4 separate regions of the Homo sapiens genome follow, and regions 1, 2 and 3 are each linked to region 4. Evidence: chromatin contacts called from ENCODE Hi-C or POLR2A ChIA-PET data. All regions are on one chromosome and are shown on one strand. Each heading gives the region's core, a stretch centred on a gene start or an enhancer-like site at or near the end of the contact. The rest is flanking DNA. Distances are from core to core; before and after follow the strand shown.

Region 1 (7,095 bases), core at 2,845-5,344, 550 kb before region 4:
CCTCTTCTCTGCAGCCAGACTGGGTTGGCCTGGCCCAGCCCGGCCTGGCAGCACCACCGCCTGGTCTTACGCTTCCTTTTGGTGGAGAACCATGGAGACAGAGCCTAAGTGCCCCCGCCCCCCCCCCCCCCCGCCCCATCCAACCACCCATTTCTCCTAAGCTCCCCTGCTGGGAGCTCCCAGCTCCACTGCTCACTTTATAGGCCCTGCGAGGGGGCCCAGAGAGCTGAAGGGGCTGGTCCAGAAAGGCAGAGCACCCCGAAGCTGCCTGGGGACGGGAAGGCTCGGTGCTGACAGCAGCCAGGACCAGGGACCACCTTGTGGTTAAGACAGATTTGGTGCGGAGCTGGGACCGGCCTCAATGAAGCCCTTGTACTCACCCAGTGGGTGAAAAGCCCCCTTCCGAATCCCGGCGCTTAAAACCCTCCAACCTCCACGCTCCCCTCCCCCACCCACATTTTGGCGTTTCTCGCATGCCCCAAAGGCCTCATCTTAGGGGAAGCTCTGACTCAGAATTTTGAAAAATCTTACGCACAAACTTAGGAAAACAAACTTCGGGGGGCGGGGAAGCGTCCCCAGCCCTTTGTGGGGTGGAGACAGCGGGGGCGCTAGCAGGGGGGCAGGTTTCTGAGAAGCCATCTTTCCCTCCCCCGGGACAGGGCCGAGGGGCGAGGCGGACCCCACCCGTCTCGTGGGTGGCTTTCCCATCTGGACGGGGAGCTGGCTTGCTGGGCGGGGGTCTCCCCTCCGCACGCGCGGGTCTGGGGTCGGTCCGAAATCCAGGGGATGCCAGGGCCGGCGCGCCAGCCGCCGCCGCCCAGCCCGGCCATGTGCGCGCCAGCCAGTGCGTGCGAGCGCGCCGCGCTGGTGGCGGCCAGAGCGGCGCCGCGGCACATCTGGTTCCAGACGAGCCCCTGGCGCCTGCCTCGCCGCAGTCCCGCGGCCCAGACACACAGACGTTAATAGATCCCGCGCCCAGCCCCGCGCTGCCCGCGCCGCCGCCGCCCAGCTGCTCCGAGGGTGCGCGCCCCGGCCGGGCGGGAGGGGGCACGGCCTAGGGGAGGGGGAGCGGGACGCAGCGCTCCCCTGCAGCCCAGCCAGCTCCCTCCTCGCCTTCCTTCCAGCTCAGACACCTCCCTCTCCACTCCCGCTCTCCAGGCAGGTCCCGGGTGGGAGCCAGGACTGACTGCTCTTTCCTATCCTGGCACCGAGTGCAAGGGAATCCAACCCCCGATTAGTGACAAAGGCAGTTCCTACGTGTCCAGCTCCGGCCAAGGCCAAGGCTAAGGGCCAGGCCGGGCCGGGCGCCTATGGGCGTGTCTCCACACACGGTAACCCTATGAGGCAGGTACTGCTGCTACCGTCCCCGTTTAACAGTCGGGATAACCGAGACTAGGGAGGGAGGTCAGTCGCCCAAGGTCACACAGCGAGAAAGCTGCAGAGCGGCCATTCAGCTGGTCTATCGGACTCTGGCCCCAGGGGGGTCCGCGCTGCACCCCCTCTTCAACTGCTAGCCCACACACCTGGAACTCAAAGTCACCTTCACCCGGGGCGCCCCTCCCTTGCCCTCCCTCTGTCAGGGACCCCCTCTGCACCTGCAACCTTGATCCCTTAGCGAGGGTCCTCCCACCCAAGCATCTGGGGAAAGTGAAGCTTTGTGGGGACTCTGCAGGAATTTGCCCAGCTCCTTTCCCTTGGCAAGGCGGCAAGACAGCTGCTTATTTGGAATCCACCCCTTATCAAACCGGGAACCGAGGGTAGCTTTGCTTTATAAAATGTATTTTTTAAAAATTATTATTACTATTATTTTTTTCGAGACAGGGTCTAACTCTGTGGCGCAGGCTGGAGTGCAGCGGCGCGATCTGGGCTCCGCTGCAGCCTTGAACTCTCAGGCTTAAGCGATCCTCCCACCTGAGCCTCTAGAGTAGCTGAAATTACAGGCGCCCACTACCACGCCTGGCCAATTTTTGTATTTTTTGTAGAGACGGGGTTTCACCATGTTGCCCAGGCTGGTGCCTAACCCCTGGGCTCAAGCGATCCATCCGCCTCAGCCTCCCAAAGTGCTGGGATTCCAGGCGTGAGCCACCGTGCCCAGCCAAGGTGCCCTGCTTTAGAAGTACCATTCTACTATTCAGGGGTATGTGGCTTGTTTTCGTTTTGAAAAGGGGGCTGTGAGCATTAGGACCCCCCACACTAGATTCCATGATAATACATCTGAGTCTTAGCCAGTTGGTGAGTGGAGGTGGGTTTTGTCTTCCTCCCTTTCTCTCCTTCTGTGACTCCCTACCCCACCTTTCTTTTTTTTTTCGTTTTCTTTCTTTTACTGTGGACTTTAGCTCCTATGGGCTAAGCATGTGTGCTTGCAAATTCCAAGTAATTTGTTGGCTCCAGATTAAACTTCAGCTTTCCGCCTTCTCAGAGGGGGCTTTATAAGGAAATGGGGCCACATCAAAGTGCCATGTTCACCCTTAAAATGGGAGAAGAGTGTTTTTTTCTGAGCTGCTTACATGACAGCAGAGGTTCTGTTTAGAACTTTCCCGTTAATGCTCTCTGAATTCACTTGTGGGGGCTTGTTAACTTGGGCTGTCAGAAATTCTGGATTTTAGAAAAAAAACTCACTTTTAAAAAGTTCCCCGCCTAAAGGTAGTGAGGCCCATAATGGCCTGGTGAATGTGCCTAAGCATCTGAAAGCAGCGGGAAAGTCCTTTTGACTTCCCAGCCAAGTCTCCTGTTAAAGGTTTGGGGTGGCGGGGGCCTGGAGGAAGAGCAGCGTGGGCCAGGAAAGGGAGGTGCCTGCCAGCTGGGGGCTCCCGGCCCGGCTCCCAGCTCTGTGCCAGGCTAAGACTGAGCCCTTCCCCAGCAGGCCTGAAAAGGGGGTAAACACAACAAGGCTGTGGGGTGTATAAAAACCAAACCAAAGAAGCACATTGGTCAAGTAAAGCCCAGAGCAAGAGACCGGGAATTTGGAGGGAAGCTGATTCTTCAAGCATCTGCCATTTCCGCAGCCTCTCTCTTTGAAAAGACAGTTTCCTCTGGGGCTAAAGACAGCTGGTGGCAATTTCAGGTCACAGAACTCTGTCCTCTTGCCTTTCCTTCTCCTCCATGGCCTCTCCTCTGTCCCCCTTAGCCAGAAACCTCTGGAGGGAGTGTTGATTACGGGCCACCTATCCACACTCACGGACTGTGGGGTGGAGAAGGGAATAATCCTCCTAGAACTTCTAGAATGACCCTGGATCTTCATGAGGCCCTGGCCTTGGCCAGGTCCAGCCACTTGCCTGTGGGGTGTTGGGGTTCTCCCTGGACTGCTAGGTGACCCCAAAAGATTAATCAGTGGGTACTGGGACCCTGCCCCCAGACCCCTCTGAGCCAGCCTGCAGCTCGCCCCATTCCTCCTCCATGGTGAGCCCTTTCATCTGGAAGCTGCAGGCAAGTGGGTCTTGGGGGGCTGATGAGAGGGGATGGTGGCTGAATCCCCCAGGCCAGAAGGCTGGCCCAGCCATGAAGCCTTCGTTGGACCACTAGGGTCATGGCACACATCATAGTGTTTATCACTATTCTGAATGGGGCTCCCTCCGCTGCCCCCCATGGACTCCCCTATGTGCCAGGTACTTTAAACACACACACACACAGAGCTTGGAGGAATCCTCACACCTGCAAACCCAGGAAGCAAGTATTAACAAGAGGAAGAAACAGGATCTGTGGGGTCAAGTGACTTCTCTAAGGCCACACAGCCAGTTGGTGGAAGAACTGGGACTCATCCACATCCTGATGCACCAGATTCCAGCACCCAAGCTTCCAACCCCTGAACCGCGCTGCCTCCCTGCCGAGCACGCATGAATCTCCCTTCACCTTCTCCCCAGGAGGCAGCCAGCACAGAATGTCAGAGTCAGAAGGGACTTCTGAAGGGCTGGACACGGTGGCTTATGCCCATAATCCCAGCACTGTGGGAGGCCGAGGCGGGCGGATCACTTGAGGTCAGGAGTTGGAGACTGGCCCAGCCAACATGGCAAAAACCCATCTCTACTAAAAATACACAAGTTAGCCGGGCATGGTGGCACACACCCATAGTCCCGGCTAGTCGGGAGGCTGAGAGAATGGCTTGAATCCAGGGAGGCAGGAGAATGGCTTGAATCCAGGAGGCAGAGGTTGCAGTGAGCCAGGATCAGGCCACCGCACTCCAGCCTGGGCCACAGAGGGAGACTGTCTTAGAAAATTAAAGGGGAGACGTGGGGTGTTTTTGAGCACACTCAGGCCGGGGCTGGCTCATGGTGTCATTTCCCTGCCACTCCTGATCGCCTGCTAGTAGCTGCTTAGAACCCTGTGTTGTGGAGGATTCGGAGGGTCTCTGGTGGATGAGCTTCGTCTGCCATGGGCTCAGGAAGAGCTTCAGAAAAACCCCAAGCAAGGACTCTGCCTTCACTCCCTGCTGGGGGCCCTTTCTACCTCCAAGGACACAGCAAACTATGTCACGTGTGGCATCGTCTTACCATCCCTTGTCCCTTGACACGCTCATTTTGGGAAGTTCCACATAGACCACAGAAAGACATTTGAAGAGAATGATGTTCAATTCTGCCTTTTAAAATAAACAAGCAGCAATGTGGCATTGCCAGGAGGCAAACCCTCGTCCCTCTTCCAAGGCCTTGGTGGTGGCAGGAAAAATTATCCAACCTCTCTGGACATATTTCCAATAGGGACAATATTCTTCCTCCTGCACATAAATACTGTATTAACCAGTAATGATGGCAAGGCGAGTTTTGCCCCAAAAGAACGATCTTTTTTTTTTTTTTTTTTGAGACAGAGTTTCGCTCTTGTCGCCCAGGCTGGATGGAGTGCAATAGCGTGATCTCAGCTCACTGCAACCTCTGCCTCCTGGGTTCAAGTGATTCTCCAGCCTCAGCCTCCCAAGTAGCTGGGATTACAGGCACCCACCACCATGCCCAGCTAATTTTTGTATTTTTAGTAGAGACGGGGTTTCGCCATGTTGGCCAGGCTTGTCTTGAACTCCTGACCTCAGGTGATCCGCCCGCCTTGGCCTCCCAAAGTGCTAAGATTACAGGTGTGAGCCACCGCACCCAGCTGAGAACAATCTATTTTTTTTAAAAGACTATCTACCATGAGAAAACTTCTTTAGCAGATTAAATTATAAACAACCTGATTTTAAAATGGACGGAAGCCCTGAGCAGACACCTCACCAAAAAGACAGACAGATGGCAAGTAAGCATATGAAAGATACACCGTATCTTGTATCACTGGGGAAATGCAAATTAAAACTACAGTGAGATACCACCACACGGCTATTAGAATGCCCAGAATCCAGAACACTGACAACCAAATGCTGGCGAAGATGTGGGGCAACAGGAACTCTCATCCACTGCTGGCGAGAATGCGAAATGGTACAGCCACTTTGGAAGACAGCTTGGCCGTTTCTTACAAAACTAAACATACTTTTACCGTACGATTTGGCCATCACACTCCTTGGTTCCTACCCAAATGAGGTGGAAACTTCTGTCCACAAAAAGGCCTGCCCAGGGATGTTTATAGCAGCTCTGTTCATAATTGCCAAAACTTAGAAGCAACTAACACGTCCTCCAGTAGGTGAATGGATAAACTGTGCTACATCCAGACAAAGGAATATTACTCAGCACTGAAAAAAGGAGCTATCGAACCATGAAAAAATGTGGAAGAAACTTACATGGATATTTACTAAGTGAAAGAAGCCAACCTCAAGAGGCTACATACTGTATGATTCCAACCACATGACGTTCTGAAAAAGGCAAATCTTTGGAGATAGTAAAAGGGTCAGTGGTTGCAGGGCTGCAGGAGGGACGGATGAAGAGGCAGAACCCGGGGGACTGTTAGGGCAGTGAAGCCACTCTGGGTGATACTGCAGTGGTGGATCCGTGTCATTATGCATTTCTCTAACCCCACAGAATGAACAACACCAAGAGGGAACCCCAATGTACACTATGGACTTTGAGTGATGATGGTATGTCACTGTAGGCTCACTGACTGTAACGAATGTAACACTCTGGTGGGGGATGGTGGGGGTGGAGGTGGGGACAGGAGATAGATGGGGAATCTCTGCACTTTCCACTCAACTTTGCTGTGAATCTAAAACTGCTCTAAAAAAATAAAGTCTAGGCCAGGCGTGGTGGCTCATGCCTGTAATCCCAGCACTTTGGGAGGCAGAGGAGAGTAGATCACTTTAGGTCAGGAGTTCGAGACCAGCCTGGTCAACACAGCAAAACCTTATCACTTCTAAAAAAAAATACAAAAACTAGCCAGGCGTGGTGGTGTGTACCTGTATAGTCCCAGCTACTTGGGAGGCTGAGGTGGGAGAATCGCTTGAACCCAGGAGGTGGAGATTGCAGTGAGCCGAGATCACACCATTGCACTCCAGCCTGGGTGACAGAGTGAGACCCTGCCTCAAAAATAAAATAAATAAATAAATAAATAAGTACCGTCTAGGCCAGGCACGATGGCTCATACCTGTAGTCTGGGCAAACACAGTGACACCCTGTCCCTACAAAAAAAATTTTTTTAATTAGCTGAGCATGGTGGTGTGTGCCTGTAGTCCCAGCTGTTAGGGAGGCTGAGGTGGGAGGATGGCTTGAGCCCGGGAGATGGAGGCTGCCATGAGCTGTGATCATGCCACTGCACTTCAGCCTGGATGACAGAGCTAGACCCTGTCTCAAAAAAAAAAAAAAAGTATATTTAAAAAGGGAAAAGAATATTAAAAAATAAATTTCACAACTGGCTCTCTGTGGGGGAGGAGATCCTTAATTTACAGTGTTTGTCAATTTCTGGGGTATAAATACTTCTACCATGGCCAATTTCAAGCCACAACATAACATCAATGAAGACGAAATCGAGAAGAGGTGCCCTAAAGCCCACCAGTGTGTGGTATTCCTACCATCCAGATACCACAGTGCAAATAACCTCAAGCATAAATAACAGCAAAATGTAAAATTATGAGAAAGAGATGAGATCTGAGTATCTATTGCCTGTGTTTTAAATATAATTTCTGTGATTGTAAGTTTATATAATTTTTTTTTTTTGACAGAGTCGCTTTGTCATGCAGGCTGGGTGCAATGG
Region 2 (7,586 bases), core at 1,886-4,385, 750 kb before region 4:
GTGGACCACTCTCCACTCCACGAGGATGTGAAACGGTTCTTTAAAATGGGATTTTAGAGCCTCGGGAATGCATGTGCGTCACATCTTTCATATTATGGGTCAGGATAGATTCATTTCTTGCAACATAGTGGAAAAGATATAAGCTGCAGTAATTTGCTCTTTGAATGACCGTCACCCCCAGTATAGGATATGCTTGTATCCCCCCGTCACTCCTCCGCCTGTTTTTTAAACTTTTCCACCACCTGCGTCCAAAAAGAATGTTATAGCGAGTGCTCTTAAATGTTGAACCTGGGTGTTGCTTCCGGGCCAGTCTGCGTGGCTCCATGAAAAGCTCACTGCTGCCCCAGCCGGGCTTCTTAGAGGAGGTCAGTTGTCCTATGTATCATCATTTACTCTGGGAATCCTACTGTGAAATCATGTCTGTATTTTTCTGGAGCAGTTCACATAGAGTAGAATGTGGAATTTCCCGTGAACGTCTCCTTCCTCCCCCGTATCTGCCGCCTGTCACTTCGCCACCGTGCTAGAATACTGTTGTGTTGTAAGATGACTAATTTTAAAAGAACCTGCCCTGAAAAGTTCTTAGAAACGCAGTGAAAGGGAGGAACTTGTCCTTTACCCAGTTTTTCCTTTGTAGGATGGGAAAGTATAAAAAGGCACAGAAGGTTGTCATGGGCTGTTCCTTGGGGGTTTTTATCCTGCTCACCGTGGAGATAAGCCTGCGGCTTGTCTAACCAGCGCAGCGCAAAGGTCTCGATGCCTTTTGGTAACATCCGTCATTGCAGAAGAAAGTTTACACGACGTCAAAAAGTGACGTTCATGCTAAGTGTTTTTCCAGAAATATTGGTTTCATGTTTCTTATTGGCTCTGCCTCCTGTGCTTATATCATCCAAAAACTTTTTAAAAAGGTCCAGAATTCTATTTTAACCTGATGTTGAGCACCTTTAAAATGTTCGTATGTGTGTTGCACTAATTCTAAACTTTGGAGGCATTTTGCTGTGTGAGGCCGATCGCCACTGTAAAGGTCCTAGAGTTGCCTGTTTGTCTCTGGAGATGGAATTAAACCAAATAAAGAGCTTCCACTGGAGGCTTGTATTGACCTTGTAACTATATGTTAATCTCGTGTTAAAATAAAATATAACTTGTGGCTCCGTGTCACGGGACTGTTTTGTTGCATGAAGATATGACCCTAGTTGTGGAAGCAGCCTGGTGTCATTGGAAGCCCCCTGGGCTGGGGAGCTGGCCCCTGGGAGGAGCTGGAGACCTAGATAGCTCTCAGTTCCACCCCCATCCACGGTGGAGGGGGAGGCTCTCAGACCGTGGTGACGTGGAATTCGGGCTGATGTAGTGCGAGGATTGCGAGAGGCTGCTTATGGCCAGGAGTATTTTTTGCATGCACATTCAACTGGTTGCTGCTCTAGCTCTTTGGGGACCTCATTGCTTGGGGCTGGGGCAGGAGGAGGTGGTGAAATGAGGGCACACCTGAGTTTCATTATTTATCTGGTATCACCAGTGCTCAAGCCGGTACTCCTGGTGGCGTGGCTGGAATCACTAGTTTCTGTGAAGCTGCAGGCAGTGCGGAGCTGTTTCACGTGGACAACTCGAAAGGGCAGCAGCCTTGTGCCTGGCACTGGCTGGACATGTGCAGTGGGAGGCCCCGTTTCCACAGCCAGCTTTGAAAATTTCACCCTGGCCTTTTGGGGGAAGATAGGATTGGTTTGTGCCCACACTTCTCTGTGTCCCAAGGGTTTTTTTTTTTTTTTTTTTAGCACTGTTTTAGGAAAACAGTTGTCCAGGAAATGACATATTCGCAGCTACACCAAGTGCAGACCTGGCAGCTCTGCTGATGCCAAGCATCCTCACTTGCGGAGGGCAGGAGGTGAGGGCACCAATATGGGGCCATTGGTAACCTCTAACCACAAGTGCGTGCAGTTGGCTTCAAGGCACCATTGAGAATTGCTGGTTCCCAGTGTGACACAGTGTGGCACAAGGGAACAAGGTGGATCTACTGTTATCCTACCCGAAACCCTCTCCTCTAGGTTGTCAGCAAAAAAGTCCACTTGGGAAGAATATTTCGGGACTGCGCCCAGCCGTCTGTGGGGCGGAGACGGGCTGTCTCCACCTGTGAACCCCCCCATGCCCCACCCGCCCCTGCCGAGCCTTCTCCAAGAGCCGCACCAGCGCTGAGAAGCCTAGAACAGAGCCTGCTGGTTTGGGGCCCCCATTTCCGCGGGTGTGGACATCACAGAGGTCGGGAGCATTGGGGGCGACTAGTTTGTTTTCTGCTGCACTGGGGAAGCCTCTTGAAGTAGGAAGTTCCTGACTCACCGGCTCCGGGGAGGCCACAAGCCTGTGGGGCCGGCTCCTCCAGCGGGTCAGGAAATACCGGCCCGCCCCACGCCCTCCACCCGCCCTGGGCACGCCCGGGCCTGGGAGGCGGCTCCTCCGTCCGCAGAGGTGGTGGGGACCCCTGGCGGGAGCAGACGGCAGAGCGCAGCAGTGGAGGGAGCAAGAAGGGCCCCCTGCGATGAGGAACGAGATGGCGGTGGACAGAGGCAGGATTCGGTCGTGCCCCCAGCTTTTTTTAAATTGAAGCGAAAGACTCAGAAATCGTGAAATGTATGGGACAGCCTGGAAGCTCCACTTTGAACTGCTGCTGCCAGAGAAGGATGGTGGGAAAGAGCCACCATCCAGACGGGTTCCCTGGCTCTGCGCACTCGCCTGGGGGAGGCCTCCTTTTCCCTGGTCCTAAAACGCTTTCCCGATAGGGGAGGCAGGGATCTGTGTTGCCAGCGCCCTCTGAGACCCGGGATGAGCGTGTGAAGGCTGCCAGCAGGCACGTGGCAGCCCCTTGGTGTGTCAGCTGCTTCTCCAGGGTCCCACTGAGTGCCCATTCGGCCTTGACTTGAGCACTCCTGCCTCCCGTTAGACCTCCAGATGGTATAGTGACCTCCGCCGGGGACATCTCCGGACCACAAAAGGTACAGAAGAAGCAGAGGAAGGACCCTATCCTTGTCCTCAGAGCTAAGGGGCCGAAAGCTGTGGGAGGAAACACGGACCCACTGTCCCCGTCGGGGATGGGGAAGGCTCCCTTCCTCCCTGCGGCACCTGCTGGACGGACGTCTCAGCCTAGGACAGGGCCGCATCCCTTCAGTCCGCACAGCCCCTGGCTGCCACGCTGTGCCGAGCCCTGCCCTTGAGAACCTGTTTCCAGTTCCAGCTCTCCACAGGCCCCCTCATCTAGGCTGGTCCCGGGTCAAATCGAAGGAAGGAATGGAGGCTGCACCCTGAGAAACCCTGGGACACCCTTCCAGAACATACATTGCCTAGGCTGTCTACTGCTCCTAGCTTTCCCCAAAGGCGTGTGTTTCTTCTGCGCCCAGCTCACCCTTGCTCCGTCCAGGTAGCAGGTGTCTCTCTGTGTAGGTGAAGTTGCAGAAGGGACGAGCCAGAGGGGGCTGTGATTCCGAAACCTCTGCTCACTTCCCCCAAGGCTCTCTGGGGCTCAAAATTAGGTAGCATTAAGACCCTCAGGATAATTTATGTTTGCACTGAATTTAAAACAGAACAAAGGTAGGAACTACACTTTTTGGGTGGCTGCGCCTTGCAAATGTATTCGGATGCAGGTTTGTGAGCAGCGCCATGGCCGACAGAACCACAGGCAGGCGGCAGGTCTCCTGCAGCCTCCCCCACGGTGCAGGGGCGCCTTTCCGGCTCCTCTAAGAAGCGCTGCTGAAGCCACGCCCTGGCTTAGCGCGGAGGAGGAGCCACCGTGGGGCACCGTGGGGAGCGAGGCCTGAGCCCCGCCTCCCCAGTCACCGAGCACTTCCTGTCCCTGCTCAGTAATCAAGCACAGACTTCAGATCTTGGCATCTCAGTCTGAACTCCTTAAAAGCCAGGTATTTTAAAAGAAACGTTTTAAGGCAAATTGGTACCTATTTCCAGCCCACCTTTCTGTAGTGCAAGAACTGTCTCCAAACCTCCTAAATAAATCTTCCAGACAAAACTTTCATTCTCATTTTCCATGTTCAATGTCAATCACGTGGATTGACACATATCTAACCTTCAAATGTAAACAAAGCCAAAAATATTGCTTAGAGATTCCCACATAAAGACAAAGGTTGCTTTTTCCTCTTCCGGGAACGCTGTCTACAGGCACTCAGCATGGCCCAGTTTCCCAAACCGTCATAGGCTTTCCTAGAATACAGCCTCTAACAGCACTAGGCCGGCCCGAACCCCTGGGAAGAGAATCGTTTACCTTTATACCAAGATTGGGAAACTGCCAAAGTCTGCACATGGCATGGGCCTGGGCTGACTCCGAGGGGTTTGTGCTGTGAGACCTAAAGCTCCTATGAGACTGCCCCAAAGCAAAAACATGTCAGCAAGCGGCCAGGCGTGGTGGCTCACGCCTGTAATCCCAGCACTTTGGGAGGCTGAGGCAGAAGGATCACTTGAGCCTAGGAGTTCGAGGCCAGCCTGGGCAACACAGTGAGACCCTGTCTACAAACAAAAAACCCATCAGCAGTGCATCTGGTGCTTCTGTGTGAACGTGTTCCCGACAGGATCAAGTGTGCCTTCCTCATCAAGGAGCAGAAAGTTGCTGGGAAGGTGTTAAGGGCAGGAGCACAGTCAGAAAGCTCAATTTTAAAATGATGTTTTGGCCGGGTGTGGTGGCTCATGCCTGTAATCCCAGCACTTTGGGAGGCTGAGGCAGGCAGATCACAAGGTCATGAGATCGAGACCATCCTAGCTAACACCGTGAAACCCCGTCTCTACTAAAAATAAATAAAATAAAAAATAAAATTAGCCAGGCGTCGTGGCACATGCCTGTAGACCCAGCTACTCCAGAGGCTGAGGCAGGAGAATTGCTTGAACCCCAGGAGGCAGAGGTTGCAGTGAGTTGAGATTATACCACTGCACTCCAGCCTGGGCAACAGAGTGAGACTCTGTCTCAAAAAATAATAATAAAATGAAGCTTTTTTCAGGAAAAAAAAAAAAAAAAAAGGCGGGATGAGGGAACCACATGCAAAGAGCCACCTCTGGGGTCAGGCAAGGTGGCCGACTCCGGAGGGGCCCCAGGCTTTCCATGGAACTGGCAATGTGTCATCTTGGTTCCTTGTCACCGTGTTATCCTTGCATACGCTGAAATGTTTCTGTACGCTCGTATCTGATAGCGGCAGGGAAGCAGAAGCCTAGGGGAGCCAGGGTGACATCATTTTGAGTTCGGCTCCACCTAAAACTAGCAAGGGAGGCTGGGCCCGGTGGCTCACACCTGTAATCCCAGCACTTTGAGAGGCCGAGGTAGGCAGATCGCTTGAGGTCAGGAGTTCGAGACCAGCCTGGCTAACATGGTGAAACCTTGTCTCTCCTAAAAATACAAAACTTATCCAGATGTGGTGACACATGCTTGTAATCCCAGCTACTTGGGAGGCTGAGGCAGGAGAATCGCTTGAACCTGGGAGGCAGAGGTTGCTGTGAGCCGAGATCGTGCCACTGCACCCCAGCCTGAGCAACATAGCGAGACTCCATCTCAAAAAACAAAAAATTAGGCACAGTCCAGGCCAGTCACAACCTAAGATGTTTACGTCTGAGGAAGCAGCTACGTAACGCCTGCGAGGACAAACTCCTACGATGGAGAAGGTTCAGATGCCACACAACAGTGTATGCTTGAAGATGACCACAGTGAGGCTTCGATGTGCTTATGCACTAAGATGCCAAGGATGGCTTTCTTTAAATCAACAGAGCAATCCACTGTGTCAGGCTGTCAGCCCACCTGACAGACACAGCGTAGCTTTTCTATAGCTAAGACCCCTACATAAGAGGAGTTGAAAACAGCGACGGGCATCCCTCCACTTGCTTTCTGAGGACGCTCTACTCTGTACCTGAGCAGCTTTCAGTAAACTCTTCTCAGTGAACTCTGCGACTCACCTTGAGTTTCTTCCTGCATGAGATCCAAGAACCTTCTCTAGGGGTCTGGATCGGAACCCCTTTTTCCTGCAACAATGGGATTTCACAAATAAATGTTGATAAGTTATATATAAAAATCTCAAGTTCTTCTCTCCCCCAAAATGAGACCCAACAAAAAACTCAGACTACTGAACACCAGTATTGCTGAACGCCCAGGGCCAGTGTGCAAAGGGGAGGTAACCCCCTGCTCACGGCCACTCTGGAGCCGCCTGTCTGGGTGGCTGGAGGGAGACTAGCCTGTGGGATGTGCTGGCCTCAATCACTGGCCACATCTGGCCCTACTTCTCTGAGGCTGGGGCTGATTCCAGGAAAGGAGATGCCAATAGGCCTTTATAGCAGCTGGGTCCCCTCTTCTGCTCACCTCCACAGCCTCCAGGTGGTCTCTGGTTTCAGAAAGCCACATGGAAAGCCCCCTCCTGGGCCTGGTGATGTGCAATGTGAGCCCCAGGGCTTGGCGGGCTGTCCGCGTGGCGGAGAGCCTCACCTTCCCTCCAGTAACAGAACTGCAGTGAAGGAGAGACGACTGTGTGGCCGTGGGAACATTTATTCTGTGTTTATTCTGACATTTTGAACACAAACTAGACAGCACAGACATGGGGCCCGATCCCAGCCTGCACAGAAGCCTCTCTGCGTCGCGACAGTGCAGCGTGCGGCCTCTGGCTGCAGCGCCGGCTTTCAGAAGGCTGGGGCCAATGCCAGGGGAACCCCAGGCTCAGCAGGGAGGGAGCAGGATCTGGGACAGAAGATCCGAAAAGTGAGGCCTCAGGGCCTCTGCGGGACCCACCTGCTGGAATTTCCACCACCACCTGCTTCTACAAAGACTGATAGAAACAAAGACGCAGTAGTGTGGGGGGTCTGGTCCCAGAGCCCCTTCCCCACCCACGCCCCGTCTGCTTTGATCCTGATGATGGTCGCACCTCGCCCTGGCGGTTTCTCCAGGGGCTTTGGTGCCTTGCTGTGCTCAGTGGCTCCCTCCACTCAGCATCCAGAGGCTGCTTCCCAGGATCCACCTGAGCGCTGCACCCTGCACAGCCCCCACATCCCTCCAGGTGGGCTCTGCACTGCTGCTGCTGGGAGGAAGGGAAAGTCTGTCTTCTTTAGCATCAGCTCGGGAAGCTGCCTTTGCCTCAAATGGCCAAGCTGTGAGGTATCCCTGTTTCATCATCCGGTTCCCTGGTGGGGGCTCAGCAAATTTCCCATGAAGATGAACTGCTGAACTTCGAGGCAAATTACAGCCAATCCAGGGGGCAGGCTCAGCAGGACGCGGTGTGGGGGACCAGCTGCCTCCAGAAACATCCCCCACTGGCAGAAATCCAACCTCCTCCTGGTGTTCCAATCAGCAATGAGTCCAGAGTCTTCAGTCTGCAGGAGAAGTGCTGAGAGCAGCCCGGGACTTCAGAGCCTTCCTGGTGACGCCCAGGAGATGCAGAGGTGCGGCGGGACCACCAGGGAGGACCTGTGAGCTCCTCACTGGCCAGGGCTTCTGGCTGCGCTCACCGGCCCTGAGCAGCTCCCTCCGAGTCTTCGGGGCTCCGGGCCAATCGCACAGTGGAGACGCCGTGAAGCAGCAGCTACTCCCTGACTCTGGCCCAGGCCGCAGCCTCTGTCTGACAGGGGTAGCA
Region 3 (7,382 bases), core at 4,336-6,835, 820 kb before region 4:
CAGTGCACCCCTAACACCAATGCTTACCTTGTGAGCCAGAAAACAGACAGCACATTCAAACTCAGTAATTGAAGGAAGGTCGGTTATTAAAAGGAGCATTTACAACGTGGCGGATAGAGTTTAGGAAAAGCAGTGAGGATGGTTCAGTACCCTGGAGCAAGTCACAGTGGGGAGCTGATGTTGCCCCCAGGCCTCACAGGGCTGGAGGAGCCTTCCAGGAATTTCACAGATGAGGAACTTCTGAGGTTAGCTGCATGCGGGGCACTGCCTGACTGGAGCTGTGCCCTTTGGTCCAAGGACCCAGCCAACCTGTATCATCTCAGTGAGGAGAAGCTGCAGGTACAGTTTCCTGCCCTCTGATCACTCAGAACATCCTTGTGGCAAATCTCATCAGAACCAGAGGGCAAGGGTTCATGAGATCCCTGCATGTCAGTCTCTGGGGACCCAGACAGGGTGGAGAATGCACCTGGGAAATTTGCAGGACATTGACCAAGTCAGCGATGGTACAGTGTGGAAGGATACTAAAAGATTTAGGGGCCGGGCACGGTGGCTCACGCCTGTAATCCCAGCACTTTGGGAGGCCGAGGCAAGCGGATCACTTGAGGCCGGGAGTTCGAGACCAGCCTGGCCAACATGGTGAAACCCTGTCTCTACTAAAAATACAAAAAATTAGCTGGGCGTGGTGGGTCGCACCTGTATTCCCAGCTACCAGGGAGGCTGAGGCAGGAGAATCACTTGAACCCGGGAGGCAGAGGTCACAGGGAGGCAGAGGTCTCAGTGAACCGAGATCACGCCACTGTCCTCCAGCCTGGGCAACGGAACAAGACTCCGTCTCAAAAAATAAAATATATAAAGGATTTAGGGAACTGGTGATTTTAGGTCACTGAACAAAAAAAAGACACCATTCTCTTAACATTTCTGCATATTTCTAGCACTTCCTTCCTTGGGATCTTTGTCTTCTTTGGTCTCCTGGCTTTAACTATCCACTTTATACTGAAGACTCCCAAACTGGTCTTTAGTACAGACCGCTCCCTAAGCTCAGATCCACAAGTCCAAGTACATATTAGTCTCTCTACTTGTTTGTTTGTTTGTTTTTCGGGGGTTTTTTTGAGATGGAGTCTCTATCTGTCACCCAGGCTGGAGTACAATGGTACTATCTCGGCTCACCGCAACCTCCGCCTCCCAGTTCAAGTGATTCTCCTGCCTCAGCCTCCCGAGTAGCTGGGATTACAGGCATGCGCCACCATGCCTGGCTACTTTTTGTATTTTTAGTAGAGACGGGGTTTCACCATGTTGCCCAGGCTGGTCTAGAACTCCTGACCTTTGGTGGTTCGCCCACCTTGGCCTCCCAAAGTGATGGGATTACAGGCATGAGCCACCACGCTCGGCTAGTCTCTCTACTTGGGAGTCTCATAGAAATATCAGCCTTAACACATGTGAAACTACGTGTATGATCTTCCTCCTCAGACCCACTTCTCTCAGTCTTCCTTCTCCTAAAGCTCAGACTGACAACCTCGGAGTCACCCTGGGCAGCTCATTATTGCACATCTCATCTTATCTCCCAGAAAATCCTGGAAGTTTGGGTGATCAAAAGGTGCCCAAAACCTGACCCCTCTCACCACCTGCACTGCTCGCTACCTACAACCTGTCCAAGTTGCAGTAATCTCCAGGATTGTTACAAAAGCCTCCCACCATCTGAAATCTTTCCTTCACAACATCTTAGAGTTACTCATCGACTCTGGTTCATTCAGGCAAAAAAGCCTACAAGACCCTATACAACTCCCTCTTTCTTCTCTGACCTCATATGATATTCTCCCCGAGGCTCCTCCAGATCTGGCCGCCAGGTTAACACCACACCAGAGCCTGCCTCAGGGCCTTTGCAGATGGCCAGGAGGGAAATTTATCTTTATATTTAAAATAATCTAATAATGAAAACAGCCATGCACACAAAACACTCAAAACTCTTACTCAAGTGTTTATAGCAGCAATTTTCTTTTTCTTTTTCTTTTTCTTTTTCTTTTTTTTTTTTTTTTTTTTGAGATGGAGTCTTGATCTGTCACCCAGGCTGGAGTACAGCAGCGCGATCTCGGCTCAGTGCAGTGCAACCTCCAGCCCCCTAGGTTTTAAGCAATTATCCTGCCTAAGCCTCCGGAGTAGCTGAGATTACAGGTCCACGCCACCACGCCCGGCCAGTTTTTGTATTTTTAGTAGAGACAGGGTTTCACCATGTTGGCCAGGCTAGTCTCAAACTCCTGACCTCGTGATCCGCCCACCTCTGCCTCCCAAAGTGCTGGCCTGGCCGCATTTTTCATAATAGCCCAAACCTAGAAACAACTCTGATGTCTATCAACTGTTGAATGGATAAACAAAATGTGGGATAGCCACATGATGGAATAATCATTTGGCAATAAAAAAGAATGGAGTACTGATACATGTGACAATGTCGACCTTGAAATCATGCGAAGTGGATATGAGGAGATAATGAACACATCCCAGTTACCAAAGGCCTCAGACCATGTCTCCATTCATAGGAAACAGCCAGAATAAACAAATCCACAGACAGAAACAGGCTCCCTAGGGCTGAGGAAGATGGAGGGTGACGGCTAGTGGGTACAGGTTTCTTTTAGGGGTGATAAAAATATTCTAAAATTGGTCGTGGTGATGGTTGTACAGTTTTGTGAATTGCTTAGTTTAAATGGTAAATCAGATCATATCTGAATCATATCTCAAAGCAGTTAAAAAAGATGAAGCGATCGCTGTCTTAAAACATTCCTGTCGTTTTTCCAAGTGGCATATATGTCTTCAAATTTTATTTTATTTTTTTATTTTTTGAGACCGAGTCTTGCTCTGTTGCCCAGAGCTGGAGTGCATTAGCACGATCTCAGCTCACTGCAACCTCTGCCTCCCAGGTTCAAGCAATTCTCCTGCCTCAGCCTCCCAAGTAGCTGGGATTACAGGCACGCACCACCACGCCTGGCTGATTTTTGTCTTTTTAGTAGAGATGGGGTTTCACCATATTGGCCAGGCTGGTCTTGAACTCCTGACCTCATGATCCACCCACTTCAGCCTCCCAAAGTGCTGGGATTACAGGTGTGAGCCACCGTCCAGCCTATTTTATTTTTTTGAGATGGGGTCTCATTCTGTCACTCAGGCTGGAGTGCAGTGGCACGATCACGGCTCACTGCGGCCTCAACCTCCCAGGCTTAGGTGAGCTTCCAACCTCAGCCTCCCAAGTAACTGACTACAGGTGTGCTCACCACCATGCCTGGCCTGTCTTCAAATTTTATACAGTTGTACCTAAAGCTGTAAAGGGAACTCTGTGACTGCTTTTTTTCCCCCCAAGTGAAACTTGTTTCATCTGTGATGACTATTCTTGTTTTCGTTTCCACATTAAGCTTTTTATTCCCTTTTCCTTTTTTTTTTTTTTTTTTTTTTGAGGCAGAGTTTCACTGTGTCATCCAGGCTGGAGTGCAGTGGTGCAATCACAGCTCAATGTGGCAGTGTCAACCTCCCTGGACTTAGGTGATCCTCCCACCTCAGCCTCCAGAGTAGCTGGGACTATCAGTGTGTGCCACCACATCCAGCTAATTTTTCTATTTTTTTGTAGAGTGGGGGGTCTCACTGTGTTGCCCAGGCTGTCTTGAACTCCTTGGCTCAAGCGATTCTTCTTCCTCAGCCTCCCAGGGTTCTGGGATTACAGATGTGAGCCACCGCACCCGGCTACCCCTTTCAACTCTTAAATTTCTTTGGAGCATACATACTAGAGGTTCAATATTTAGATGTTGTTTAAGTGGATGAAAATGTTTCCTCCTGGGTTCATAAGAGAAGCAGAGGGTACTAATCACCAGTGTGTTTTCCCCTTTGCAGAACTTTCACGATGGCCGTAAAGCACAGCAGCACATCGAGACTTGCTGGAAGCAGCTTGAATCTGTAAGTGAACAATGCACAGCAAAAGAAACGGCTTTATAGATTTTTTTTTCTTTTTTTTTGAGACGGAGGCTCCCTCTGTTGCCCAGGTTGGAGTGCAATGGTGCGATCTCGGCTCACTGTAACCTCTGCTTCCCAGGTTCAAGTGATTCTCCTGCCTCAGCCTCCCAAGTAGCTAAGATTACAGGCACACGTCACCATGCCCGGCTAATTTTTGTATTTTTGGTAGAGATGGGGTTTTGCCATGTTGGCCAGGGTGGTCTTGAACTCCTGCCCTGAAGTGATTCGCCCACCTCGGCCTCCCAAAGTTCTGGGATTACAGGCGTGAGCCACTGCACCCAGCCTAGGAAATGTCTTTATAGATTTTCCAGTTTCAATTTAATTTAAGCTTGAGTCAATCAGAAAGTAAAAAACATGCACATAAAAACACTAATGAAACATCTTTATAGATTTTTCTCATTTAATTTGTTTCTAGAACCATTATCTAAAGTTGAGCCAAAAGAGCTCAAGTTGAGTATTTTTCTAAAAGTCACGTGGAAATAATAAAGATTAGACAGTTTTGATGGAAATAAATGCAGATTTTAAAATAACTTCTAGAAATTATGACATATAAGAAATCAATTCAGAGAAGAGTATTCTTGGGCCAGACACATTGGCTCACGCCTGTAATCCCAGCAATTTGGGAGGCAGAGGCGGGAGGATTGCTTGAGCTCAGAAGCTCAAGACCAGCATGGGCAACATGACAAAACCTAGTCTCTACAAAAAAATGCAAAAATTAGCTGGGCATGGTGGTGCATGCCTGTAGTCACAGCAGCTAGTGAGGCTGAGGTGGGAGGATCACCTGAGCCGGGAAGGTCAAAGCTGCAGTGAGCCAAGATGGCGCCACTGCACTCCAGCCTGGGTGACAAAGTGAGACCCTGACTGAAGAAAAAAAAAAGAAAAAGAACAATGCTCTTTGGGAGCTTTAGATAAAATTACATCTTCTCGTAGGACTCTTATGGTTTCATAATTATTTTCCTCTGATTTTAGAGTAAAAGGCGATTTGAACGCGATTGCAAAGAGGCGGACAGGGCGCAGCAGTACTTTGAGAAAATGGACGCTGACATCAATGTCACAAAAGCGGATGTTGAAAAGGTGAGGTGAAAGCTCAAGTGTGGGCCGGGCACGGTGGCTCACGCCTGTAATCCCAGCACTTTGGGAGGCTGAGGTGAGCGGATCACCTGAGGCCAGGAGTTCGAGACCAGCCTGGCCAAGATGGTGAAACCCCATCTCTACGAAAAACACAAAAATTAGCTGAGTGCAGTGGCAGGCACCTATAATCCCAACTACTAGGGAGGCTGAGGCAGGAGAATCGCTTGAGCCCAGGAGGCGTTGGCTGCAGTGAGCCAAGATCACGCCACTGCACTCCAGCCTGGGTAACAAGAGCGAAACTATCGCCAAAAAAAAAAAAAGACAAAAGAAAGCTCAAGTGTGTCTTTCATTTCCCCTGTGAGTGTTCATCACCGACCACCCATCCCCAAGTTCTCATTTCTAATGTAGCCACAAAAGGCGCTACATGGGGAATCATTTTCATTTTGTGTCAACCATTGTGGGGACCAGAAGCTCAAGTGTGGGGAATCTTCGGTGTTAGAATTTGAGACGTTTTATCTGTTGAGTCACCAGGGTGATAAAGTGGAGACTTAGACTATGAACAGTCTGGGAACAACGTTCCAGAAGGTTGTGGCTCTTAATGGCTTTTCAAAGAGAAAGTCAATTTCTTGAGAGCCGGAGGAGACAGGACAGGGCCATCTGGAAGAGCTTGGCTGCTTATAATGGTTCCTTTAGAGCAATAGTCTCACTGCTTGCCTGACTTCTAATTGATTCCTCCTGGTTGATAACAGTGAGGTTGTAGTTGAAGCCTTGCATATTTCAGTCCTCTCAAAAGCTTTTCTCTAAATGGACTTGTATTGCCAACTAGAAATATTATAAAGTGTATACTGTTTCTCATTGTGGCTCAATATGCGTTTTTTCCCTAGAAGCTGAATTTTATTTTTATTAAAGTCATCAATACAATGTAAACAAAATTAGGCTTTTACATAACAAGGACTCATTCATGATGCCCATGGTTGTTTGGGCATTCATAGCTTCATGCTGTATGTGGGTGAAAGCACTGAGTTTTTATAGATTTGTTGAGCTTTTGACAGATCAGTTAGAGTTGAGTTTAGTTGGGAAATGGTGTGAACTATTATTTGCCAAATTCTGCCAAATTCCTTGCTTAAAGACTAGGTATACGTTAATATTAGTATGCCTTTCTCTAAAATTATTAAATATATTAAAATACATATTCTTGCCAGGTGCTGTGGCACATACCCCTAGACTCAGCTACTTAGGAGACTGAAGCAAGAGGATTGCTTGAGCCCAGGAGTCCAGACTGGGCAACATAACGAGACCCCATCTCAGGAGCAGGGGAGTGTTCTCAATATCTGTATTTGATCTCAAAATGGAGATACTTACTTTACCAAAAGACATTAATTTGCTGCTAAAGTTAAATATTTAAAATGTTATTCAATTAAAATAAGTTAGATTAGCCCAAAGTTTCAAAAGATATTTTATGTTGAATGAGGCAAATCAGTGTATGTATCATTCATATATGTGTGTGTGTGTGTGTGTGTGTGTGTGCGCGCTAAAAGAAGTATATATGTATATATTTTAGAGATACCGAGATATGGTCTCTTTTTATTTTATTTTTTATGTTTATTTATTTATTTTTATTTTTTATTTTATTTTATTTTTTGAGACAGAGTCTCGCTGTATCGCCTAGGCTGGAGTGCAGTGGTGTGATCTTGGCTAACAACAACCTCTGTCTTCAGGGCTCAAGTGATCCTCCTGCCTCAGCCTCCTGAGTAGCTGGGACTACAGGAGCCCACCACACCCTGCTAATGACCCTGTCTCTAAATAAATAATTTTTTTTTTTTTTTTGGTGTGGTGTATGGGCTCATGCCTATAATCCCAGCACTTTGGGAGGCCAAGGTGAGCAGATTGTTTGAGTCCAGGAGTTCAGATCCAGCCTGGGCAACATGGTGAGACCCTTTCTCCATAAAAAATACAGAAAAATTAGTGGAGCATGGTAGCCCATGTCTGTGGTCCCAGCTACTCCGGAGGCCAAGGTGGGAGGATTGCTCGGTCCTGGGAGGCAGAGTTTGCAGTGAGCCACAATCCTGCTGCTGCACTCCAGCCTGGATGACAGAGCCAGACCCCGTCTCAAAAAAAAAAGCACTCAGCCTCTAAACTGTCATTTCATTTCTGTTTTTTTCTGTAGAGATGGTCATATCAGCAGCAAGTAATGATAGTTGCATTTCTTTTCCAATCTTCATGCCTTTTGTTAATTTTTTCTTATCTTAACTCTGCTGGTTATGCCCTCTGTTTTGCTGAGTCATCATTGTGGACTTCCTCAGCTTGTTCCTGATTGCAAAGAG
Region 4 (7,960 bases), core at 359-2,858:
GCCTTGTCTTGGACCACTCGCTTCACTCAGAATCACCCCAGGCTCTCTCCTCCAGGAGGGCAGCCAGGCACCCCGAGCCTACAGGGGCCTCACCTCTGGGGAGCTTTGTTTCAACTGCCCTGCTCAACCACACTCCACCCCCAGCCCCTCCCCCACCTCCCCACCCTACCCCACCCCTTCCCCAGTCTGCAGGCTCCAGCCCTGTGCACACTTCCAGGCCCAGGAAAGCTCAGGGAGCATGGAGCTGTGTAACCAGTTTCACTCTCTGGACAGGGCCCTCTGAGCAAGCAACCAGGAGGCACCCTGTCGGCTTTGTCGGCTTTGTCTGCCAGGGGCCTGCCCGGCAAGGGCTCCGAGGCAAAGGCAGGCAGATGGGCACTGGAAGACAAGAGCCCCTGCCTCCTGGCCAGCCTCGCCTACCAGGGCCAAAGAACAGATCCTCAAAAGGCCTCTGGCAGAGCCAGGGCTAGGCCCATGTCCTGGAGCTCCAGTGGCCCTGGGCCCCTACACACAGAAAGGCCAGAGAGGTAGTTTCTTTGGAGGGGCTGCAGGCTGCCCCCAGGCCTTCAGTACCCCAGGGTCTCCCTAAGTCCTTCAGGGAGGTTACAGTCCTTTGCCTGTAACTCTGGCAAAGGAAAACAGACGAGTGGGAGAAAAAGGAATCGGGGCTGGAAGACAAAGAAAAAATTAGCTCATTCTAGCCACAAAGGGAGAAGAGAAAGAACCAGAATGAGCGAGCGAGCTGCAGCCCGCAGTGACCCCAGGGGAATCGTGTGAGTCAGAGCAGCCATATTGAGCAGGAAATTACTCACAGACGCTGCGTTCCTGCCTCTCCACTCCCCAGAGAATCGGCCTTTTGTAAATGGCTCCTCTGTCAGTAACTGGGGGGATGGGCGGGGGTGGGGAGGCTCTGCACAGCGCCTTCCTGTCAGCTCCTTCCCTTCCAGCTGAAATCTGATCCCTCCCTTCCCAAAACTCCAAATTTAGAAGCCAGATTGAAACTGAAATTCTTTTCCTGCCTGCCCTGGGCTCTTAAAGGCGCCAGGGCTGCATTTACAGAGGCTGTAGAGGCCCTGCAAGGTGGGGTCCCTCACCTAGGATGCCCACGGGTATCAGGGCAGTCTTGGCATGAGACCCTGAAAGGGCTGCCTGATTCCACTCCCAAGTTCTCGGTGTTTTAGTTAATCTCCCAGTTAAAAGAGCACCATGGTGAATCCAGGGTCTCCAGAGGAAACACTGCCTCCTTCCCAAGCAAGGCGTACAGAACTCCATGCAAGCCTCCAGGTCCCCAGTGAGCTAGGCCAGGCCACTCACCAACTAGGGACTGCAAAATGCTGCTCACTGCTCCGAGGTGGAAGAGGGTGGGCGCTCTGGAGAACCAACACAACGTGTGCTGCAACCAGCGGCCACGTGGCAAGATGGGCCCTTGCTGCAGCCACCCCGGCTCCTGGGCACACTCCTCCTAGGGTCTACTGTTGAACACCATGCCCAAGAGCCTAGACCCAAAGTGAAAACCCGGACCTGTGGAGAAGGTGCGGAACAGCCAACAACTCTAGGCACGCCCTCCCCTCCCTGTTCCTTCTGCTGCCTCAAATAAATGTCACCAAACCCTCTCCAAGTTCAGTGTGCCTCTCCTGCCACCTAGTGGCTACTTTGAGATTTCCTCTACTGGAGGAACTGGGTCCCAAACTTTGGAAAAGCTTTTGGGGTGTTTATACCAACAAAATCAACCAACCAACTAAAGACAAAATTTTACCATGGAATCAATTCCCAAAATCCTGGAGGCCAGGCCTGGCATGCCTCCTAGTTAGAATACCGACAGGGACCCAGAGGCCTGGCCAGCCGCCGGGGGAGCCCAAACAGCTCAGCCTTTCAGCCACACCCAAGAACTCAGTGTGGCATCTGCACCCTTCTTCCCACCCTGCTCCTCCAGCTTATCCTGAGGTCCCCCAGGGCTCCGCAGACCCCCACATTCCACTCCACAGAGAGCAGCGCGTGACTGGCTTTCAAGGCAGTGAGCCAGGCTGCCCCCAAGTCCTCCCGACCTTGGGCCTGCCACACTGCTGAGGGCAGCAGATCTCCGGGAATGAAGTGGTGGCCGCCCAGCCGTCAGTCCCGGCTCCATTTGCTGACTTGGAAAAAATGTGTCATTCCCCTCTGGCCTCTGGAGTTTGGCAGAAGCCTGAGCCGAATGTTGACCAGGAAGAGCCTGGAGCCAAGGCTGCTGGTTATAACCCAGCTTTCTCCACCTCGTCGGGGGCTCAGAATACACAGCCCGGACGGAGAGCAGCCCCCGTGGCCAGCATCCACAGGCCTGCTAGGAACCTCACTGAGGCAGCAGACATCCGTGCTGGTGTCGGGAAAGGGACTGAGGAGGGATAGAACTCTCAAACCCTCTCCAGATAGCTGAGCGAGGGCGCCCTTTGGAAACTGGGGCATGGGGATGGCAGAGAGGATGAGAAGTCCTAACACCTCCCTCAAGAGAGGTCCAGAGAGCAGAGGGTCCCCAGCTTTCCTGTGCAGTCGCCTGGCACGTGTGTTTAGATGCAGGTTCCTGGCTCTTGTCCCCTAAGATTCTGATGCAATAAGCTGGGATGGAGGGCCCAGGAATGTGCGTTTTAACAAACACACTAGGAGATCTCGCACAAGTGGTCCAGGGCCCACTGCAAGGAATCCTGCCTTGGTGAGACAATAACTTCCAGTTCCAGAACCCAGCCGTGGGGCTGGCTATCCAGTGACTGCCACCACAGGCCAGGCCTGCGCACTCCCACTCCAGCACTTTGCTCGGGCCCACGTCCTCAGGCACTGACAGAGACGTGTCCCTTCGACAGAAAAGCTGTCTGCACCAGAAGTTCGCTCCATCTCCTCTGGTGGTTTCATTTTACACATCCACAGCACATGGTTCTACAGACCCTTGTGGGGCCCCACCGAAAGATGCTGACCCTCCCCCACAAACCTCCGCCCGCCCCGACCCTTTCAGACCTGCTGCAGCAGTCACCAAGGCCAGTTAGTGACCAAGTCTTAGACCCTCATCTCAAGACTCCTGTGGTGTTCAGGAGAAACTGAAGGAGAACTGGGCGGAGGACCTGACAGTCAGCAGCGGCTCTTTCGGAAGAGGCCCAGTGGTGCTTCCTTTTCAATAACCCGCTCCGGCCGGCCCTGCCATTTTGGGCAGCAGCTCTGGCTCTTCTGATCCACTGTAAGGCCACCAGCCTTGGTTCATCTGAGCCTGGAGGCAGCCATGGGCTTCTCTCTCACCCCTCCTCCTCACCTCGGTAATAAACAGGATACACTCCAGGAACATGTAGTCCTTGTGGTTCTCATTCACGGCCTTCTCATCCACAAAGTGTCTGGGCTCCAGGTATGGGTGGTCTGGGAAAAGGAATGGGCCCCAGCATTCAGAACCAGGCCCCACGACTACCTGGGCAACCCGGCCCAGCAGTCACACCCCCCCAGGGGCCTCAGTCCTGCCCGTGGTGCCCTCAACACCTCACCTTGAAGGAGCAATAAGTAACTCTGGGTTTGTGTATTCTAATGTGCTAAGCTCTAGCTGCATGGCGTTGGACGCATGACTTCAGCCTGCCAAGGTTCAGTTTCCTCACCTGGACACTGGGGACAAGAAGAGCACCTCCTCCTAGGGGCCATGACAACAATTACCACACCTACAGCACTCAGTATGGTGCCTGGTGCAGGTGCCAGTCAGCAGAGCCGGCTTCATGCTGGCAGACCCTTCGCAGTGTCACTGAGAAGATTCGGGGAGGCAATGCACCCGAGGCCACAACTAATGGTCATTTATGAATATCAGTCTGTAGGCAGTTCATTCTTCATCAAAATAGAGATGATCACCTACGCCCATCCTGAAAACTAGCTTCAAGAGTTGGGGAGTCACCAGAGCAGGCCTCTCTGAGCCCCACAGGAAGCAGGCCCACCACCCAGCACTTGGCGGCTGCTCCCTAACGGGCCCCTTTGCACACAGCTCGATAATAACAGTGGATGACACTGGTCACCAAATCAAAAGGGTCCCTCATTTTCAACATAAAACCCCACAGCTGCTGCCAGGAGCTGGGGCGCATTTCACACCAGTCCATTATGCACCAGGCGTGCGCCCTTGCTCCAGCCCATGTCACTTCCCATTATCTTGGTGGCGCTTGGCCTCCGCCTCCTCCAGCCCACCACACGGGCTCTCACAGCAGAAGGTCGACAGTAAACAGCCTCCCTCAATAGCTGGTCTAATGCCCTGCTTTCCAAGCTGTCACTGTCTGCCCTGGGCAGGAAGAAGGGAAGGAGGGAGCGCAGGAGGGGCAGGGGAGGGCCACAGAACGCAGCCTTGGTTGGGGGTGGAGGGATAGGCACCTCCCGCTCTAGTACCTATCAGCTGCGAACTGCCCCAGATGAAGGGCAGAAACTGGAAGTCATCCAGACCCCACACTCCCTGGCTGCCGGCTGGCTCCATCCTGTATGTTTTCTGGAGTTTCCGCATAACCTCAAGGTACCTGCACAGGAGGACAGGGAAAGGGAAGGTAGCAAAAAGTAAAAAGACAGTCTCACCCTTTCGGCCACTGGGAGCACAAGGAGACCCCAAAATAACCACTGAAGAGTGTTAACTGGTCTCAATTTCAATAATGTAGCTTTATTTCCCCCAACAAACACTCAGCCATCTTTTGGCTCAGGAAAGGCATAAAAATCACTGATTAAGGGCCCGGGCACGGTGGCTCACGCCTGTAATCCCAGCACTTTGGGAGGCCGAGGCAGGCGGATCACAAGGTCAGGAGATCGAGACCATCCTGGCCAACACGGTGAAACCCCGTCTCTACTAAAAATCCAAAAAATCAGCCAGGTGTGGTGGTGGGCGCCTGTGGTCCCAGCTACTCTGGAGGCTGAGGCAGGAGAATGGCATGAACCCAGGAGGCAGAGCTTGCAGTGAGCCGAGATCTCTCCACTGCACTCCAGCCTGGGCGACAGAGCAAGACCCTGTCTCAAAAAAAATAAACAAATAAATAAATAAAAAATCACTGATTAGGAAGGTGGGTTTTGGTGCCATCAACTCCTGACAACTTGTAAAACCCTGGGCAGGGCCTCAGCCTCTCCAGCCTCAGTTGGCCTGTCTGAAAGCTAACACAAGTCCCAGCAGGTTATCTCCTAGGTTCTTCTGGTTCCAACCTTCTATATTATCAGAGGCTGCATATCAACCACCTGTGAAGCATCGAGCACTGCTCCTGGGCTCCGTCACAGGCCTGCTGCAGCAGCACTGCTAGACTGGGGCCCGCAATGGGGATTTTAAGAGCTCTGGGTAACTGATCCACATCAGTGCTGCCCAGCGACTGGCTTGGGTGGTGTGGGGCAGCAGGTCAGAGTCTGACTACCTGGGTTCAGCTGGCGTGAACCCAGTGAAGACACCGGATATCTCTGTGCCTCAGTTTCCTCATATGTAAAATGGAAATAACAGTTGCTATTTCATAGGGTTGTTGTTAGAATTAATGAGTTATACATAAAGTGCTTAGAATTCTTCCTCCATATGGTCAACACTGTGTCAATACTGGCAGACATTATGTGACAATTCTTTTTTTTTTTAAGACAGAGTCTCACTCTGTCACCCAGGCTGGAGTACAGTGGCACGATCTCAGCTCACTGCAACCTCCGCCTCCTGGGTTCAAGCAATTCTTCTGCCTCAGCCTCCTGAGTAGCTGGAATTACAGGCGAGTGCCACCACGCCCAGCTAATTCTTGTATTTTTAGTAGAGACGGGGTTTCATCATGTTGGCCAGGCTGGTGTCGAACACCTGACCTCGTGATCCGCCTGCCTGGGCCTCCCAAAGTCCTGGGATTACAGGCGTGAGCCACCGCGCCCGGCCTATGTGACAATTCTTTCACTTGCTTTTACTTGGAGGTTAATTTGAACCTGTTGGAAAAAAGGCTTGGACACTCCATCCACAGCCAGAGCTTGATTAGGACAGGACAAGAGAACCATGAGCTACTCAGGAGAACCCTAGAGCACCCCATTTCCCAGTTTGAGGAGGAAACAGATGGCCCCTCACGCCCCCTCCTCCAACCCTCCTGTCCTTTCTCTCACCGATTGAACACCTTGAAGACAATAGCTATTTGGTCATCCACCCGGAGCACCCCAATCTTGCAGAGACAGCAGAGGAAAGCAGCGAAGGCTGCCTCATGCCCTGGAGGAGAAAAACAACCAGCGTTGACAGTAGTCCAGGTAAAGGACTGGGATTGTTTTAGTCTCCCAGAATCCGAATCATTGATAAGTGCCCCTCTGAGGAGGGTGGTCAACATGGAGACAATGAGACCTCTTCCCCATTCAGAAAGACTTGCTAGGCCCTTTCCTTTCAAGAACTATAATACCAGTACTGGCCGTGCATGGTGGCTCATGCCTGTAATCCCAGCACTTCAGGAGGCTGAGGCAGGCAGCTTGCTTGAGCTCAGGAGTTTGAGATCAGCCTGGCCAACATGGCAAAACCCTGTCTCTACAAAAAATACAAAAATTAGCCAGACATGGTGGCATGTGCCTGTGGTCCCAACTACTCAGGAGGCTGAGATGGAGGATCTCCTGAGCCCAGGAGGTTGAGGCTGCAGTGAGCCATGATAAGGCCACTGCACTCCAGCCTGGGTGACAAAGTGAGACTGTCTCAAAAAAAAAAAAAAAAAAAAAAAAAAAAGAACTACCAGTACTATAATTCCACTCGTAAAAGACCCGGGCTGGACATTTACATTTCATTACGTAGGTTTAACTCACTCAGCAATTCCACCATATTTACTGAGCACCTACTATGTAAGCAGTCACTGTCCATGTTACGCACTAGGAGACAGTGACAAGTAAGTCCTTGCCCTCAGAAAGTTTATGATCTATCAGGGACAACAGACATTATAAATATACAGTCACTACTATGATTCCAGCTCTGAAGGAGAAAGACAGGGTACTAACTGGAGGATATCACAGAAGGACCCTGACGTAAGGGTTCAAGGTTTCCCCTAAGGAAGTAACATCTAATCTGAAATCTGAAAGATGTGAGCTGGCAAGGCAAAGGGAGTGAGGGAAGCAAGAAATGCATTCTAGCCAGAAGGAATAGCATGTGCACAGGCCTTGAGGCAAGAAAAAGTTTGATCTGTTTGAGGAACACTAAGGAGGCCAGTATGTCGAAGGCAGTGAGAGCAAGGGAGAACGTGTAATGACAGGAGGCTACAGGTCACATGGGCCTTTTGGCCATAGGAAAGAGCTCAGACTTTACCCTAAGAGCAATAGGGAGCCACTGCAGGCTTCTAAGCAGGGAACACATGATCAGATTACAGGGTGAAAAAGTATCCTCCTTCCTTTCCCAGTCATATCAAACAGGAATGGTCTGCACTGTAGGAACAACTCACTGGACTGTGATTGAATCCCATTGTTCACAATGTCACACAAAACCTATCTGGAGGGAGGTGAGAAGAGAATGTGTCAGAGAATACTTCTGTCCTGTCTCTGGAGGACGAAGACCCCTCCAGGGCCTGGAAGCTTGTGAGCTCAGTTTCCTTCCCCTGCCACAGTTTCCAATTATGACCAGACAGGGCCCAGGCTCCCATTGTTCAGGGGTTCACATGCAGCTGGGGCACCAACCCCTGCTGACCTGGCCAGTCTTCCCTCTTTGATCTTTTCCTGCTGGTCTTAGTCAAAGCCCCACCCGGTCCAAGAGGGCCCTTCTCCAGGGCCTGCCTCTGTGGCTGGGGCTCCCTCCTGTGGATCACATTCCCCAGACAAGGGGAGGGCTGAGCGGTGCCCCATCTGCCTGCCTCAGGGAAGGAAGGCGGGCCCTCACCAAAGCAGAGGTCCTCCTTAGCTGCACAGGCCAGGCCCTGACCTAGAGAACGCCTCCCTTCTCTATTTTTGAGAGATGGGGTCTCAGCATGGTGGCTCGACAGGCCGTGCCCTGACACAGAGAATGCCTCCCTTCTATATTTTTGAGAGATGGGGTCTC

The links. Hi-C counts contacts between places; a loop is a spot of excess contacts on that map. ChIA-PET counts read pairs that join two places held with the same protein, here RNA polymerase II (POLR2A). Pooled maps may share reads with other maps.
Region 1: a loop to region 4 is called in a pooled map, with 2.3 times the contacts of the local background. The contact joins two enhancer-like sites. A Hi-C loop is called at or near these places in 2 of 50 pooled maps. POLR2A ChIA-PET finds 5 or more read pairs at or near these places in 4 of 52 experiments (A549, AG04450, K562 and 1 more).
Region 2: a loop to region 4 is called in a pooled map, with 20 times the contacts of the local background. The contact joins two enhancer-like sites. A Hi-C loop is called at or near these places in 1 of 168 maps with a recorded cell type or tissue (B cell), 3 of 37 single-sample maps with no recorded cell type and 9 of 50 pooled maps.
Region 3: a loop to region 4 is called in a pooled map, with 2.9 times the contacts of the local background. The contact joins two enhancer-like sites. A Hi-C loop is called at or near these places in 1 of 50 pooled maps. POLR2A ChIA-PET finds 5 or more read pairs at or near these places in 2 of 52 experiments (T-cell and activated CD4-positive, alpha-beta T cell).

Annotation. Positions count from the first base shown.
Region 1 is chr9:129,691,295-129,698,389 of GRCh38, reverse strand. All of the region lies in intron 1 of PRRX2 (paired related homeobox 2), which reads right to left. Among named protein-coding and RNA genes, the nearest start is that of PRRX2-AS1, 24 kb to the left of the region's middle. Within about 2 kb of position 4,094, at least 2 of the 41 ENCODE cell types and tissues checked have a DNase peak (open chromatin) inside an H3K27ac peak, as active enhancers do.
Region 2 is chr9:129,880,745-129,888,330 of GRCh38, reverse strand. USP20 (ubiquitin specific peptidase 20) reads right to left here. Exons shown (of 26, transcript NM_001110303.4): 26 at 6,503-7,586. It overlaps FNBP1 (formin binding protein 1), which reads left to right. Exons shown (of 17, transcript NM_015033.3): 17 at 1-1,144. Among named protein-coding and RNA genes, the nearest start is that of MIR6855, 15 kb to the right of the region's middle. RefSeq lists enhancers at 1-135, 2,746-2,795, 2,846-3,527, 3,326-3,635, 3,627-3,921 and a silencer at 2,306-2,555. Within about 2 kb of position 3,135, at least 36 of the 41 ENCODE cell types and tissues checked have a DNase peak (open chromatin) inside an H3K27ac peak, as active enhancers do; they include B cell, where a contact is called at or near this core.
Region 3 is chr9:129,955,039-129,962,420 of GRCh38, reverse strand. It overlaps FNBP1 (formin binding protein 1), which reads left to right. Exons shown (of 17, transcript NM_015033.3): 5 at 3,868-3,930; 6 at 4,957-5,061. Among named protein-coding and RNA genes, the nearest start is that of FNBP1, 84 kb to the left of the region's middle. Within about 2 kb of position 5,585, at least 7 of the 41 ENCODE cell types and tissues checked have a DNase peak (open chromatin) inside an H3K27ac peak, as active enhancers do.
Region 4 is chr9:129,133,004-129,140,963 of GRCh38, reverse strand. It overlaps PTPA (protein phosphatase 2 phosphatase activator), which reads right to left. Exons shown (of 10, transcript NM_178000.3): 6 at 6,070-6,169; 7 at 4,369-4,493; 8 at 3,272-3,372. Among named protein-coding and RNA genes, the nearest start is that of PTPA, 26 kb to the right of the region's middle. RefSeq lists a silencer at 21-70 and enhancers at 1-590, 671-830, 1,121-1,170, 591-1,218, 1,291-1,380 and 2 more. Within about 2 kb of position 1,608, at least 41 of the 41 ENCODE cell types and tissues checked have a DNase peak (open chromatin) inside an H3K27ac peak, as active enhancers do; they include B cell, where a contact is called at or near this core.